Linked DNA regions of Homo sapiens: region 1 is linked to region 2. A link is a contact called in ENCODE Hi-C or POLR2A ChIA-PET data. All regions are on one chromosome and are shown on one strand. The core of a region is the stretch at or near the end of the contact, and the rest is flanking DNA. Distances in the headings are between cores, read along the strand shown. Region 1 has its middle 120 kb from the start of MIR3125. Region 2 overlaps MIR3681HG (MIR3681 host gene).

Evidence for each region. A loop is a pair of places that touch in the nucleus more often than their neighbours do. ChIA-PET counts read pairs that join two places held with the same protein, here RNA polymerase II (POLR2A). Pooled maps may share reads with other maps.
Region 1: a loop to region 2 is called in a map of naive thymus-derived CD4-positive, alpha-beta T cell, with 2.5 times the contacts of the local background. The contact joins two enhancer-like sites. A Hi-C loop is called at or near these places in 1 of 168 maps with a recorded cell type or tissue (naive thymus-derived CD4-positive, alpha-beta T cell) and 6 of 50 pooled maps. POLR2A ChIA-PET finds 5 or more read pairs at or near these places in 1 of 52 experiments (CD4-positive, alpha-beta T cell).

What each region holds. Positions count from the first base shown.
Region 1 is chr2:12,855,875-12,862,787 of GRCh38, reverse strand. No RefSeq gene overlaps it. Among named protein-coding and RNA genes, the nearest start is that of MIR3125, 120 kb to the right of the region's middle. RefSeq lists a cis regulatory region at 5,620-5,783. Within about 2 kb of position 5,352, at least 6 of the 41 ENCODE cell types and tissues checked have a DNase peak (open chromatin) inside an H3K27ac peak, as active enhancers do.
Region 2 is chr2:12,296,691-12,303,619 of GRCh38, reverse strand. All of the region lies in intron 3 of MIR3681HG (MIR3681 host gene), which reads right to left. Among named protein-coding and RNA genes, the nearest start is that of MIR3681, 100 kb to the right of the region's middle. Within about 2 kb of position 3,444, at least 2 of the 41 ENCODE cell types and tissues checked have a DNase peak (open chromatin) inside an H3K27ac peak, as active enhancers do.

The DNA of each region.
Region 1 (6,913 bases), core at 4,103-6,602, 560 kb before region 2:
TACACATGTTGAGAGGATACAAAATTGGGTAAGACAGGATGCCAGATGTTAGGGGCTCAAAATTTGGCAGGATATAGACACAAGTACAACTGAATATATAGAAATACCTTGATTTATGGTATTGTAGAGGTTGAATATCTCAATTATTATATACAGAAGTTGAAAAAGGCTAGCAGAAGATGAATCATGAGACCTAAATTTTGTAGAGTGTGTATTACACAAAACTGGGCAAAAGAGTTATCCACATCAAACAGACTGCTTGAGAAAAAGAGCCAGAGCCTAGAGAACATCTTACATTGTTTTGTAACTGATTCGACACATGTGTTTGTAATGTTTGATGGTGGGTGAATTACCGCCTCCTAACAGGTCTTTCTGCTTCCACTCCTATTCTTGTTACAGTCTACATTAGTTATCTGTTGCTGTATAACAAATTACTTAACAATGTACAGACTTAAAACAAGCACTTAATATCTCATAAATTCCATAGATCAAGAATCTGGGCCTGGGCCGGGCGTGGAGGCTCACACCTGTAATCCCATCACTTTGGGAGGCCAAGGCAGGTGGATCAGGAGGTCAGGAGATCGAGACTATCCTGGCTAACATAGTGAAACCTCGTCTCTACTAAAAATACAAAAAAAAAAAAAAAAAAAAAATTAGCCGGGCGTGGTGGCAGGTGCCTGTAGTCCCAGCTACTTGGGATGCTGAAGCAGGAGAATGGCGTGAACCCGGGAGGCAGAGCTTGCAGTGAGCTGAGATTGCGCCACTGCACTCCAGCCTGGGTGACAGAGCGAGACCCTGTCTCAAAAAAAAAGAAAAAAGGAACCGGGCCTGCCTTAATTAAGCACTTATGACACAGGGTCTCTCAAAAGACTGCAATCAAGATATTCCCTAGGGCTGCAGCCATCCCACATCTTGAATAGGGAAGGATGCACTTTCAACTCTCTCAACAGCTGTGGGCAGGCTCAGTTTCTCTCTGAAAGTAAGTGGCTGGAGACATCACTTCCTTGCCCGGTGGACCTCTCCTTAGAGCTAGCCACAGTGTGACAACTTGCTTCTCCCTGCCCTTAGAGTTTTCGGTGGAAGGGAGAAAGATTGATATTGAAAGAGAAAGAGAAAGCAACACAGAACTCACAATCTTTTTTACTAAATGACATCCATTACTTTCACTATATTCAATTTACAACAAGTAAGGCACTAGATCCTGTCCTTATTCAACAGGATGGGATTACACAAGGGCATAAAAGCCAGGAGATATGAATCATTGGGAACCATCTTAGAGGCTGCCTGCAGAAGACTGCTCTCTGCCTCTCAGTGATTCATGTCACTCCCAAATGCAAAATATTGCCTCTCAAGGTGCCCTAAACTCTTACTCCATTGCAGCACTAGCTCAGAGTCTAGAATCTCATCATTTGGGTCAGGTTCATTTATGTCTGAGACCCCTTCAGGTATTGTTCAGTAAGTACTTCTCTTCAAGTACAGTTCTTCTCAGTCTATAAGGTTATCTGTCCTCACACAGCCAACAGATAATGATGAAATGAACAAGGGATAGCCACCATAAACCCTCTTTTCACAAAGGGGAAAAACAGGAAATACAGAGAAGGAATTAGGATATCTAATCGGGCAAATGGTCATAGTTTGTTAATTAAGTCTCAATCTCTGGGAATGATTATCTATGGCTTTCATCTCTATTCTCTGGACTCTTACCTCCCTGTTCCCAGCCGCCCTTCCTTTTTTGTCAAAGTTAGCACATATTTGAAACAGAGTAGTTTTATCAGCCTGCTTCCTGCCAGAAAACTAATGGGGAATCCAAGAAACACTTTTTGATTTTATACTGGCAATATCCTTTCAGTTCAAGCTGACAGTATTTATATTGTTTTATCAAAAACAATTGGCATCCTGCAAATATCATTGATATTTTCTTCATTAGACAAAAGCCACACCCACAAATCTTATTAAGATCCATATTTTTTTTCCTATCTTGGGCTGTTGGTGAGATGGCTGGGGCGCAATGCCCTTAGGCTTCCTAGAGACCCTGTAGTTCAGTTTGAGGTAGGAGGTGGTACTCAACTCTGGAGGCACGGCTCAGATACTGGACCAGATTGAGGACTAGCTAAAACAGGGAAGAGGCAAAAGCAGCTCTCTGTAAGACATGCCCACCAGTGCCATGTCAGTTTACCATTGCCATGGCAACACCTGGAAGTTACTGCTCCTTTCCATGGCAATGACCCAATGACCCAGAAGTTACCACCCTTTTACTAGAAATTTCTGCATACTCTGCCCCTTAATTTGCATATACTTAAAAGTGGGTATAAATATGATTGCAGAACTGCCTCTGAGCTGCTACTCTAGGCATACTACCTATGCAGTAGCCCTGCTCTGCTAGGATTAGTACCTCCACTGCTGCTGTGCACAGCTGCTTCTATAAAAGTTGCCATCTAACACCACCAACTCACCCATGAATTCTTTCCTGGGCAAAGCCAAGAACCCTCTCAGGCTAAGCCCCAATTTTGCAGCCCGCCTGCCCTGTGTCAAGTTGACAGGCTCTGTGATGTGCAACCTTGATCTCTTCAAATGGATTTTTATGTGATGGATACTTTGAGGTGCCACACTTGATCTTTCAGACATCCTAATGATAAGCCTGACAGTCCCACTTTCAGCCTTACCTGTAGATTACATTTTCCTGGCAGTGCTATGGTTCTGAACTTTGCTTGGAAGCCATGTATTAATTTTGGCATCTTTTGGTGTCTGAAAAAGCTAAATAATTTTTAAACCATCCAGTCCTGGCTCCTTTAAGTTTAATAGTTGTTTCCTCAATTTATCTCTCTCCTCTTACCTTTTACTTTAAATAGCAAAATAAAAACAGGCAATACCTTAAACGCTTTGTTTGGAAAGCTTATTAGCTAAATGAAAAAGTTCATTACAAACATCTGCTTTCCACATAACTTCAGGTGACAGTGTTACTAAGCTTTCTGCCACTACATAACAAAGAAACAAGGATTGCCTTTCCTCTAGTTTTTAATAACATGTTCCTCTTTTCCTTTTGAACCCTCACTGGAAACATCTTCAAAGTCTATATTTGCACTAACAATCTGTTAGTGCAAGCAATTTAGGATTTCTGTAACATGTTCTTCAAAATCCTTTCAGTCTCTACCTTCTGCCTGTTTCTGAAGCCAACTTCACATATTTAGATATCTTTAAAGTGCATCCCACTCCTGATACCAATATCTGTTATTAGTTATCTACCTCTGTGTAAAACATTACCTCCAAACTTAGCTGCTTAAACAATACCTAATTTCTATCTCACATATTTCTATGGGGTAGTAACTAGACATGGCTTGGTGGAGCAGCTCTGACTCAGGGTCTCTCACAAGGTTAGAAACTGAAGTGTCACTGTAATGTAGTTATCTTCAGGCTCAATTAAGGGAGGATCTGCTTTTGATATGGGCCAAATTGTGTCCCCAAAAGGCATATGTTAAAGCCCTAACCTATAATACTTCAGAATGTTACTGTATTTAGAGATAGGGCATTTAAAGAGGTAATTAAGGTCAAATGAGGCCACAGGGTGGGGTCCTAATTCACTATGACTGGTGCCTTTATAAGAAGAGGGAAAGACAGGAGAGGCTCACATGCACTGAGGAAAGGCCATGTGAGAACATAGTAAGAAGCAGATGTCTGTAAGCCAAGGAGAGAGGCCCCAGGAGAAACCAACCCTGGCAACACCTTGACCTTGGATTTCTAGTCTCCAGAGAAAATAAATTTCTGTTGTTTAAGCTATTCAGTGTGTGGTATTTTGTTATGGCAGCCCCAGCCAACTAATAAAACTTCCAGGCTCACTCACATGGCTGTGGGCAGTGATTGTAGACTGCTGTTAGGAAGGGACATTTTTTTCTTTGTTAGGTAAGCCTTTCCATAGGGCAGCTCACAACATGAAACCTGCCATATGTGCATGTATGACAGAGCAAAGGAAGAGAAGGACCAGGAGAGGAAAAGAGAGAATAAGAGAAAGAGAGAGATGAAAGCCAAAGTCTTTTCACAACCTAATATCAGAAGAGATATCTCATTTATTTGCTGTTTTCAGTTAATTAGAAGTGAGTCAGTAGGTCCAGTCAACTCTCAAGGAGAGAGGATTACACCATGGTGTGAATATATGAGGGTGAGGATATCGTTCAGTTTATTGTCCACAGAAAGGCCAAAGTAAACTCTTTAAAAATGGCAATCATGTTCCTCCCAGATTGAAAAGTGGATCATAACTTTCTATGGTCCTCCAATAAAACCAACACTTCCTTTTTCTGTGGTTTTAAGACATGTCATGATTAGACTTCTTGCTCACCTCTTTAGCTTACTAACTGCCCTCCACCATATCACCTTGTTTTACATTTTTATTCTTCAAACATATTTAATTCTTCCACAACTCTGGAAATTTGTCTTTGCTTCTCCTTCTGCTTGGAGAGATCATCCTCAGATGTCCCCAGAAATTACCTCCTTTCTATTAGTCAGGTCTCAATATCACTTCCTGAGAGTGACCTTTGCCAGATATCCTCAGGTTGTTACACTGCCCCTGGCCACTTCTTATCACATTACCTAATTTCATTTTCTTCACTTGCCTATTTACTTGTTTATTGTTAGGTACTTCCACTGGAATATATGCCCATTCTTGTTCAGTTTAGTGACCTGATCCCTGGAGCAGTGCCAGACACATGCTACATATACATCAAACATGCTTGAACAGTTTATGGATGGTCTGAGTCAAGGAAGAAGGCCCTGATGCTAGGCTGGGGAGGCAGGATGACGTTTTATAAGGCCATTTTTGAACCTGGGTATAATATGTTGAAAAAAAGATCTAAAGGCACCAGGAAGCAGGTGGAAGAGTGATTAGTGGGGCAAAACCTGGAGAGAGCCCGAATGCAGAGTTGGGATTGCAGGCAACAGGGGCAATGGCAGTGGGAAGGATGGGCCTTGGCATTTTTTTTAAACCATATTTTATGGAAATATTTCTATATGTTTGTGCCTGAGTATCCCTGGCAGGAATGCAAATAAATATCTACTTTCCATTTTGAATATGACAGGGTTCATGCAATTCTATTTCTAGCCAATTCTGGCTTCTTCAAAAGAGAATGGCTATGCAGACATTGTCATAAACATGGAAGGGACTTTGTCACAAAGAGTAGGCACCTTTATCCCTTTGTTTTAAAACATATGTCCCCATAATTCTCATGCATTTGATACATATTCTGTTTGCATATTTTGAATTCCCAGAAAAATTTGTTATGTCTCTTCACTATGTACTGAGTCATAAATAGTGTACTTCTATAAACACATCAGCAAGATAGAAAAAAAAGTATGAATCGTGCTCCCAATGCCTTGGCCCTGCCACTCAGTCCTCTTAGTTTCCTATGTCTCCTTAAGAGAGGCAACAGAGAAATAAAGGGAGAAAGAGAAGCGAGAGAGAAAGAGAGAGAAATTGAGAGAGAGAAAGAGGCAGGGGAAAGAAAGAGGTTGGTGTTAATTTTGATTCTCTCTCTGGAGTGGTTGTTACCCTGTAGACAAGAATTTTATCCTGGCATGGCATTTAAAACAGGAAGTTTAAGCTACATAGCTGTGGTTTTTTGGCCTAGAATTGGGCCAACCTTTCCTTCCTTTTAGTGACTCAGATCATATACTTTTTAGAGCTAGAAAGAAACCCACTTCAGCCTCAGTTACCTGATCTGAATAAGGAAGTGGTTGAACCAGATAAGGTTTAAGAAACCCAGATCATAAAAGCCTGTGATTCTAAGCATCTGCAAGCACACGTGCACACACACACACACACACACACACAATCAGCAAGGTTCTGCTTGGAAAGCCTTGTGCATGGTACACACTCAATAAACATTTGTTTATTTGATGTTGTTTGATCTTATCTAATACAGCATCATCTGCTTTCCATTTCCAAAAAGGATGTGGATTGTTCAGCTCCTTATCCTTGCTAATTAATTCAATTCCTTCTTTTCATGGACAAAATGCTATGCGTGCACAGAGGAGGGAGGTACGAGTTTAGTAGGGACAGCTAAAAAGGAAGCTCCACAGAAGAGGTGATATTTCAGTCCTGAGGCATAAGTAGAAGTTTGACAAACAAAAAGAGATGAGGAAAGGCATCTGAGGACAAGAGAACAATCTAGTACAAAAACTTGAGGTATATGGGTCTGGTATATTAGGGAATCCTGAAATGTGGGGTGACTGAAGAGATGTTCAGGAAATTAGACCATACAGACAATGGACATGTTTTGTATTTGCCCATCTGCTGTCTGTTCCCCTCTCTGCTAACATCCCTTCATCTCTCTGGGAACTTCTTCCATCCCTCTCAGGCTTGTGTGTTGGGTTAGCCTGACCCCTACCCCCGGTCTCTACAGAAAGATGTGTGTCCCAAGTCCGGCCAGCCACAGCACTGAATCCCTCCACTCTCCAGGTTTATAAATTACTCAAGTAGGACCAATCCTACTCAATGGAATCAGGATTCCCTACTAAAGCAAATGGGAAGGAAGAACTGTTGCTCTGTGGACATCGCTAAAAGGGTAGCCTGAGGCTGTAGGTGGCTATTTTGCCAATACCTGCAGTAACCCCACCTGAGAATACAGCCATCATCACATAAGCAAAGCAGAACCAAGAGAGATTCTTGGTGAAATGCTTTCATCACCTGCTTCAGATTTCTCAAAGGGAGAGCTACTGTCATTCTGGGTAAATTTTTTAAAAATCCTCCTTGGGTGGGATGTTTTGCCCACTGCCCCACCTGCACATCCTTGGCAGATGCCCTGAACGCCACCCCCCACCCAGTTGTGATAAAGCACCCTCATGTGTTTCCAAATAGCCCCTATGGAGATGGCGTTGCCACAGGGAAGAACCTGATCTGTATGCAGTCTTGCCTACCTTGGTAGTT
Region 2 (6,929 bases), core at 2,195-4,694:
ATCCTCTCCTCTGCGGGGTGCATGCCCCTGCCCTGCATGCTTCTCTCCTCTCCCAACAAACCACAAAGCAAGAAGGCAGTAGGGGGTGACGCTGTGGCAGTACAGACACATGAAAGACCCTGGGATTGTTTGCTTTTGTCTAGTAAAACTTGACAACAGCTTCAATTTATTTATCTTGAAAACCCTCAAAGATAATACCAACAGTTCACAGGAGGGGAATTAGTCATAGGCACACATGGTTTCCCGATATTGCCCCAAGAAAAATACCCCCCTTCAAAGTTCTCTGGTTTCAGCATCACCTAATTTATGGAACATTAGTTCAAGACCTTGAAGTTCTGATTTCATCAGAGATTCTGCCACAAAAAACTGCTGGGCTGGTCATGCCTCACCAGTCCTTGGAGAACCCTTGAAAATTTCTCTGCATTTTCCTCTTATACATATGAGCGTTTCAAATATGCCTGCTGCCCTGTCCCCACTAGGATGGCATCTGCTATTATAAGGAAAGAAATGTTTGAACAAGAGAATTTATATTGGGTTGTTTTTCATAACTCTGGTCAGTATGCAGTAAATGGGAGTTCTTGAATGCATATATATTCAACTCATAATTAGAACCTAAGATACAAAACTTTTCTCTCCTTTGATAAAAGTTGACTGAGCGTCTATTAGGTGCAGTCTCTGGGAATATAAATAAATAAATAAATAAATAAATAAATACAGCCCCTGGCCTCAGGGAGCAGAAATGACAGACAGTAGGAGCTATGACAGAGGTAATCCAGCACGTCTATTAGGTGAGCATCTATTAGGTGCAGGCCTTGGGAATATAAATAAATAAGTACAGCCCCTGGCCTCAGGGAGCAGAAATGACTGAGACAGTAGGAGCTACGGCAGAGGTAACCAGCATGTCTCAGTGCTTTGAGAAGGGATATGTGTCCAAAGGCCTTTCAAAAGACATGGGGTCTTAATTGTGTCTGAATGGGTGAAAGGAGTTGGCTAAGAGGATGGAGAAGGGAGAACACCTTGGTTCTATTATCCATAGGATAATTAACAATCTTATAGTCAAAAAGTTTTAGAACCGGGGTCCCAGCATTTCATCCACTAGGATGCCATGTCTGTGACAGGGCATGAATAAAACACAGGCATGCTGTCCCAAGCCTCACACATATGGAAAAGAGGGCAGCAGCCATGCCACTTGACCTTGGCAGTCCCCCATGAAAAGCTCACAGGTCCAGACACAGCCCACACCCACCGGAACTTAGTGCACTCCTCCAACTCTCAGGCCTGTGATGTGCTGTGTGGGTTGTTTATATGCACAGCTTCCCTTGGAGTTGTGCAGAGAACTTCCTGCCAGACTATATAAGACAGCCCTGCTGTCACTGGTTAATTTAACCATTTTGTTAAACAGATCCATCGCTTTTGGCTTGGTTGTCAGAGTTTGCGTTCTGGTGGCATCATTCATCTCACAAATCTCCATCAGGTATCAATACATGATAGCTACTCATTGGGGCGGTGGTGTCTTGATGACTGTAATCACACCTGTGCCCTTGGAAGCTTACCCTCGAGTATTCAGCCTACTCTAGACCTATGCATCTCCATAGACGTGGAAGCCTGGGAAGCGTGGTCAGTGCAGGCCTTCATGCTCTGCTCACATATAACCATATCCAGTTCCTTAGGCAGAAAGTCTTACCCTCTTCGATACATGACAGGCCCAGGAAGTGTGCATGCACAGGCACATGCTATCCCTTCTTCATTTATCTATTTTGGGTGTTTTTGTTTATTTAACATCTATGTCATAGCTTGGATAAGTCAAAGGTTGGATGATCCGAGTTTTCACTCTTGTGTCCTTCATTCATACCCTGCTGTTAGAATTCCTATTCCACTTGGAATAAAAAACAAAGTCCTTTCTAAGTCCATGGGGACCTCTATGACCTGGTCATACCTCTCTGGCCTGTCTCCTCCCACCCTTTTATTGGGCACTCTGCTCAGCCACTCACACCCCTAGATGTCCATCCACTGTGAGGCCAGGCGTCTTACATCCAGGCACCTAGCACATAGTAGGGATCCAAATATATGCTCTAGGGGAGGAAATGAATTAAGGGATTGTAGCTGTGAAGAGATTGCCTGTGATGTTGGGCGTTACTCAAGCTCTCCCACTCCCCGTGGGAGGCTGGGAGCATCAATTCTGTTAGCGAACTACCTCCTGTATTCTCAGCCATGGCTTCATCTTCTCTCTTTCACCCCAGAACGAATGCCCACTGTTTGGCATTGCTGGCCTACTCTCTCAATCCCCTCTTTTTGGAAAACCTCTACATGTTCTTCCATCCAGATGTGGGTGATAATTCTGCCATTCAACTACGGCAACCTAGCCCTGCCTGACCTCAGCAAGGCCGGCATCTGAGCTGTCTGCCTCCTAATACTGTAAAATAGGCCGAGTCACCCTCATATGACAATTGAGGAGCTAAAGTTCACAGCGAGTCAGGGACTTGCAGAAGTCCTACAGCTGGATTTAAACCCAAGCCTTTGTAACTCCAAAGCCGGCACTTGGCCCATTAAACCACCTTCATTCATGCATAAGTAAAGTTGGAAAGTTTCATTATTTCCCATCCAGAGGAAACTTTAAAACCTTCCTCCACCCCCAGCTCCACAACTCCACTGGCATCTCCACAGTGGCAAAGCTTTTGTGTGTGTGAATATAAACAAGCGGTAATGAATGGGAAACATACTGAACTACTGACCTTTCAAAGTTCTGGAATTCTATGAATTAAATCTTCTTTGTTTAAAAATTTGAACCTATTGTTTCCCCCTTGATCCCTGAGCAATATAGCTTCTCCAGAAGCAAGAGCAGGCCATCTGATTATAACAAATGTTAGAATATCTTTTCTGAGGTATAATTTTATCCAATAGGACATAGGGAGCCATTGAAGGTTTTTCAGTGGGACAGGCACATGACCATCTCTATATTTAGGAAACAGCAATGTAGAAGATGGGTCTGCAAGTTGGCACTGGTGCCAAGGAAACCACTGAGGCAAAACAAGAAACGAAGGAGAATTAAACAAATGCTGAAGAGGTATGGAGAGAGAGGAAGGAACATTGAGGAGGAATATTATTCCTCACCAGAATGCATGCTCCAAGAAAGCAGAAACATATCATACTTACTCACTGCTCTGTTTTTAGCACCCAGAACAATGTTTGGCAAATAGTCAATGCTCAAAGAATGTTTTAAATTTTGTAAACATTGTCATGGAGGACTGAAAGAATGTTGAGTGTTTTAGTAAGAAAGAGACGGCAGTCAGCACACCTAAGAATCATTTCAGGATCATGCCTGGGGACTGAGGGAAAAATTGGGGAGGAAAACCGAAAGGAAGTCATACACATGAAATAAACATCAAGTACTCTTCTGCAACTGCTCAAGGCATCCATTGTGACACCCTGGCAATCAGCGCTCCAGGAAGAGGCAGGCACAAACCTGCCTGGGAATTGTATAAGAACCTTCCAGCCATCCAGGTAGGTAATATCACAGCAGCCTCTGATCATTCCCACTTCTTTACTGTTGATAACCAGTTGCAAACATCTATTGATTAAACATCTGCATTATCTCTTGCATCTCCTTGCCATAGTTTGGATGTTTGACCCCCTACAATTCTCAGGTTGAAACTTGATCCCCAGTGTTAGAGGAGGCCTAATAGGAGGTGTTTGGATCATGGGAGTGGATCCCTCATTAATAGATTAATGCCCTTCCTGGTAAGAGTCATGAGTAAGTGCTTGCTCTATTCATTCCTACAAGAGCTGGTTGGGAAAAAAAAAAAAAAAAACAAAACAAAACGTAGAACCTCCCCTGTCTCTTTCTCTCTTGCTCTCTCTCTCTCTCTGTCTCACCTCTTCTCTTGCTTTGTGATGTCTGTACATACTAGTTCCCCTTCTTCCACCATGAGTGGAAACAGCCTGTGGCCCTCATCAGATGCAGATGCTGGTGCCATGCTTCTTGTAGTCTGCAGAACTGTGAGCCAAATAAACCTCTTTTTGTTATAAACTACCCAGCATCAGATATTCCTTTACAAGAACACAAAACAGACTAAGACATCCCTCCTCCCCATCTCCATTATCACTACCCTAGCTCACTCTTCATCACCCTCAGGGCTTTCAGCTGAACCATGGGCACTGTATCACTGAGCAATATAGCTTCTTCAGGAGCAAGAGCAGAACATCTGATTATAGCAGATGTTAGGATGTTTGCTTCTGAGATATGATTTTATCCAATAGGAAACAGGGAGCCATTGAATGTTTTCGAGTGGGACAGACACAGGATCATGTCTGTGCTTAAAAAATCAGCAATGTGGAAGATGGGTCTGCAAGTTGGCATTGCTGCCATGGGGACCACTGGGGCAAAAAAAAAGGAAATGAGCACTATAGTTCATTTGTCAGGGATGCCATCTCCCCGACACCATGTGCTCTAGACACTGCTCACCCTCAAAGTCACTAACAGATTATTCTTTACTTAAGTATAGTTATGATTACGGTGACCTCCTACTCAAAACTACTCTAGCCTTCCTTTTGCCTAGCAAATCTCCATTTCTTGACTTACCACCAAGACTCTTCCATATGTGTCCTCAATCGTGCCAGTCAGCCTCATTTCCCACCACCGATTTTCATACCCCATTTCCATCAAACCATTCTCACTCTAGTTTCTGTACATTTTCTCCCTGTTTCCTTAACTAGGAATACCATTCATCATATACTGCAGTTGCCATTTTTTTCTGCAAAGCATTCCCTCAGCCTTCTCTTTGACTCTTCAAGGGAACTTATTTGAAACCCTTTTATGATAACAATCACTTTCTGCCTTAGATTATGCTCATCTATGCACATATCTTATTTTTTCTAATAGACCCTGAGTCCTCAAAAACTAGGATTTGTATTATTTTTAACCCTCCAGAGGCCTAGTCCTTTATTTGACCTAATTTGTAATTCAGTAAAAGGAAATGAATAAATTAAGGACAGTCTGGTTTTAATTATTATATAAAAATAGGTCCAACAAAAACATCACTCTAGAGTCCATAGAAGTGGATGATCAGGACTTAAAAGCAGATCGCACACTGTTCTAGCTGGGAAAATATGCTGGAATAGTGAAACTACTATTTAAATGGAAAGTGTCTAATGGTTTTTGCCATGGAAGTTTGCATATTTATGTTAACTGCAAAGATAAAGAGAATACGAGCACATATGTGGTGGTGAATTGCTAGATTAAGAAATACAGAGACCATCCTTCAAGAAAACCATGAGGCTGGTGGGGGCTGATGAGACTCTTGACACTTTGTGAAAAACTTCCAAATAATGCAGTGTAGGCTGCAAGCACTGACATACAACTGATGTCTGATTCAGAAACAACAACTAATAATAAGATCTAAGAGTTAATGATTACTCTCTATGTGCTCAGAAACTTCTATGATTTATGCATGTCTAATTAGTACCTAATTTTCACCTTAAAATAATCCTATGAGTTGGATAAAATCTGAAACATAGAGAATCTCACTAACTTTCCCAAGATTGGTGGTCTTTCTATTTAATGTACCAATACTCTAAGTTGAATCCTTTCTTCATATTAGATTGAGAGAAATTTCCTTTTTCCCTTTGGAACTTAAGAAAGAGAATTATCACTGTCTAGTCCAGTGGTCCTCAAGTTGTAATTAATGGCCCCATAGAAAGGAGAAAAGGATTCTGAAACTCAAAGACACTGTATTATTGGACAGACCTAAGCACTGACGTAAACATCTCTATTTGTATTTTCTTTATTTTCCTTATAATTTGAACTTCTGACTGAGAGTTTATTGAAAGAAAATATCCTCCCACCTTAAAAAACTATTTCATTAGTTTCATCAAAACTATTTCATTATCTATTAGTAGATGCCTTACCTTTGTAAAGCTCCATTTGAAAAGCTATGTGCTGATAAACTGCTTATAATAGAGCCAAGAACACAAAACATGCTCTGTAAAGGTTAACTATAGATACAATTATCATCATCGTCTTCATTATTTCATTTGCTATGTCTCTCAGAATTCTTATTTGCATCCCCTGTGAGCTTAATATGACCATCTTCATGTAACAAATGTGAAAGCATAGCATTAAGGTGTTAATGATTTATTTATAAGGTCACAAAGCCAATAAGTAAAGGGATTAAACTTTCCATTGCTCTTAGGGTCAACATCAAGTTCTCAACAAGATGCACATGACCTCGTGCTGTCTGACTGTTCTCCATACCTTCAGCCTCAACTCACCCCGCTCTCTAGTATTCACTCCCCCACACCATCTGCACTCTGGTAATGGTGGGGAAAGTGCCTGCATGGCCATCTTTGAAGTTCCTCAGGTGTGCTCCTCTCCTCCCACCATAGCACCAACCACACACTTGTCCCTCCTCCTGTAACTGTTCCACAATCCACTCCTTTTCTCCTTGACCCAAGTCAAGTTGAATGACATCATACTTGACTCCAGTCCAAGCCAGGTCCCCTTCTTACACAGTCTCATAAAACTGGATACTTCTCCTTCCTAGTGCTTGTCTCAGTGTGTAATTACATGCTTATTATGTATGACTATTTGACTGATGTCTGAATTTTCCAATAGTTGATTATCTTCATGAAGACAGTGCTCATTATATCTCCAGATTCTTGGTACACATAGGCAGTAGAAATAATTGCTGAGCAAATATGTAAAGCCCATTGTTTTTCTCACATAGTTCTTTCTTCCCCACAACATTCCTACAATCTAAGGAAGGTTTCAGTTTCTACTTAAAGAGAAAAACTGGAGTTGGCCACTTAGCTTATTAGTATTTTCTCGAAGCTACCATTAGAAAAGGGTTCATCTTGTAAAATTCTTTGAGCTAGGAAGAGGGATGATCTAGGATGTTATCAGCAAACACAAGACCTGAGACTAAAACTGAGCT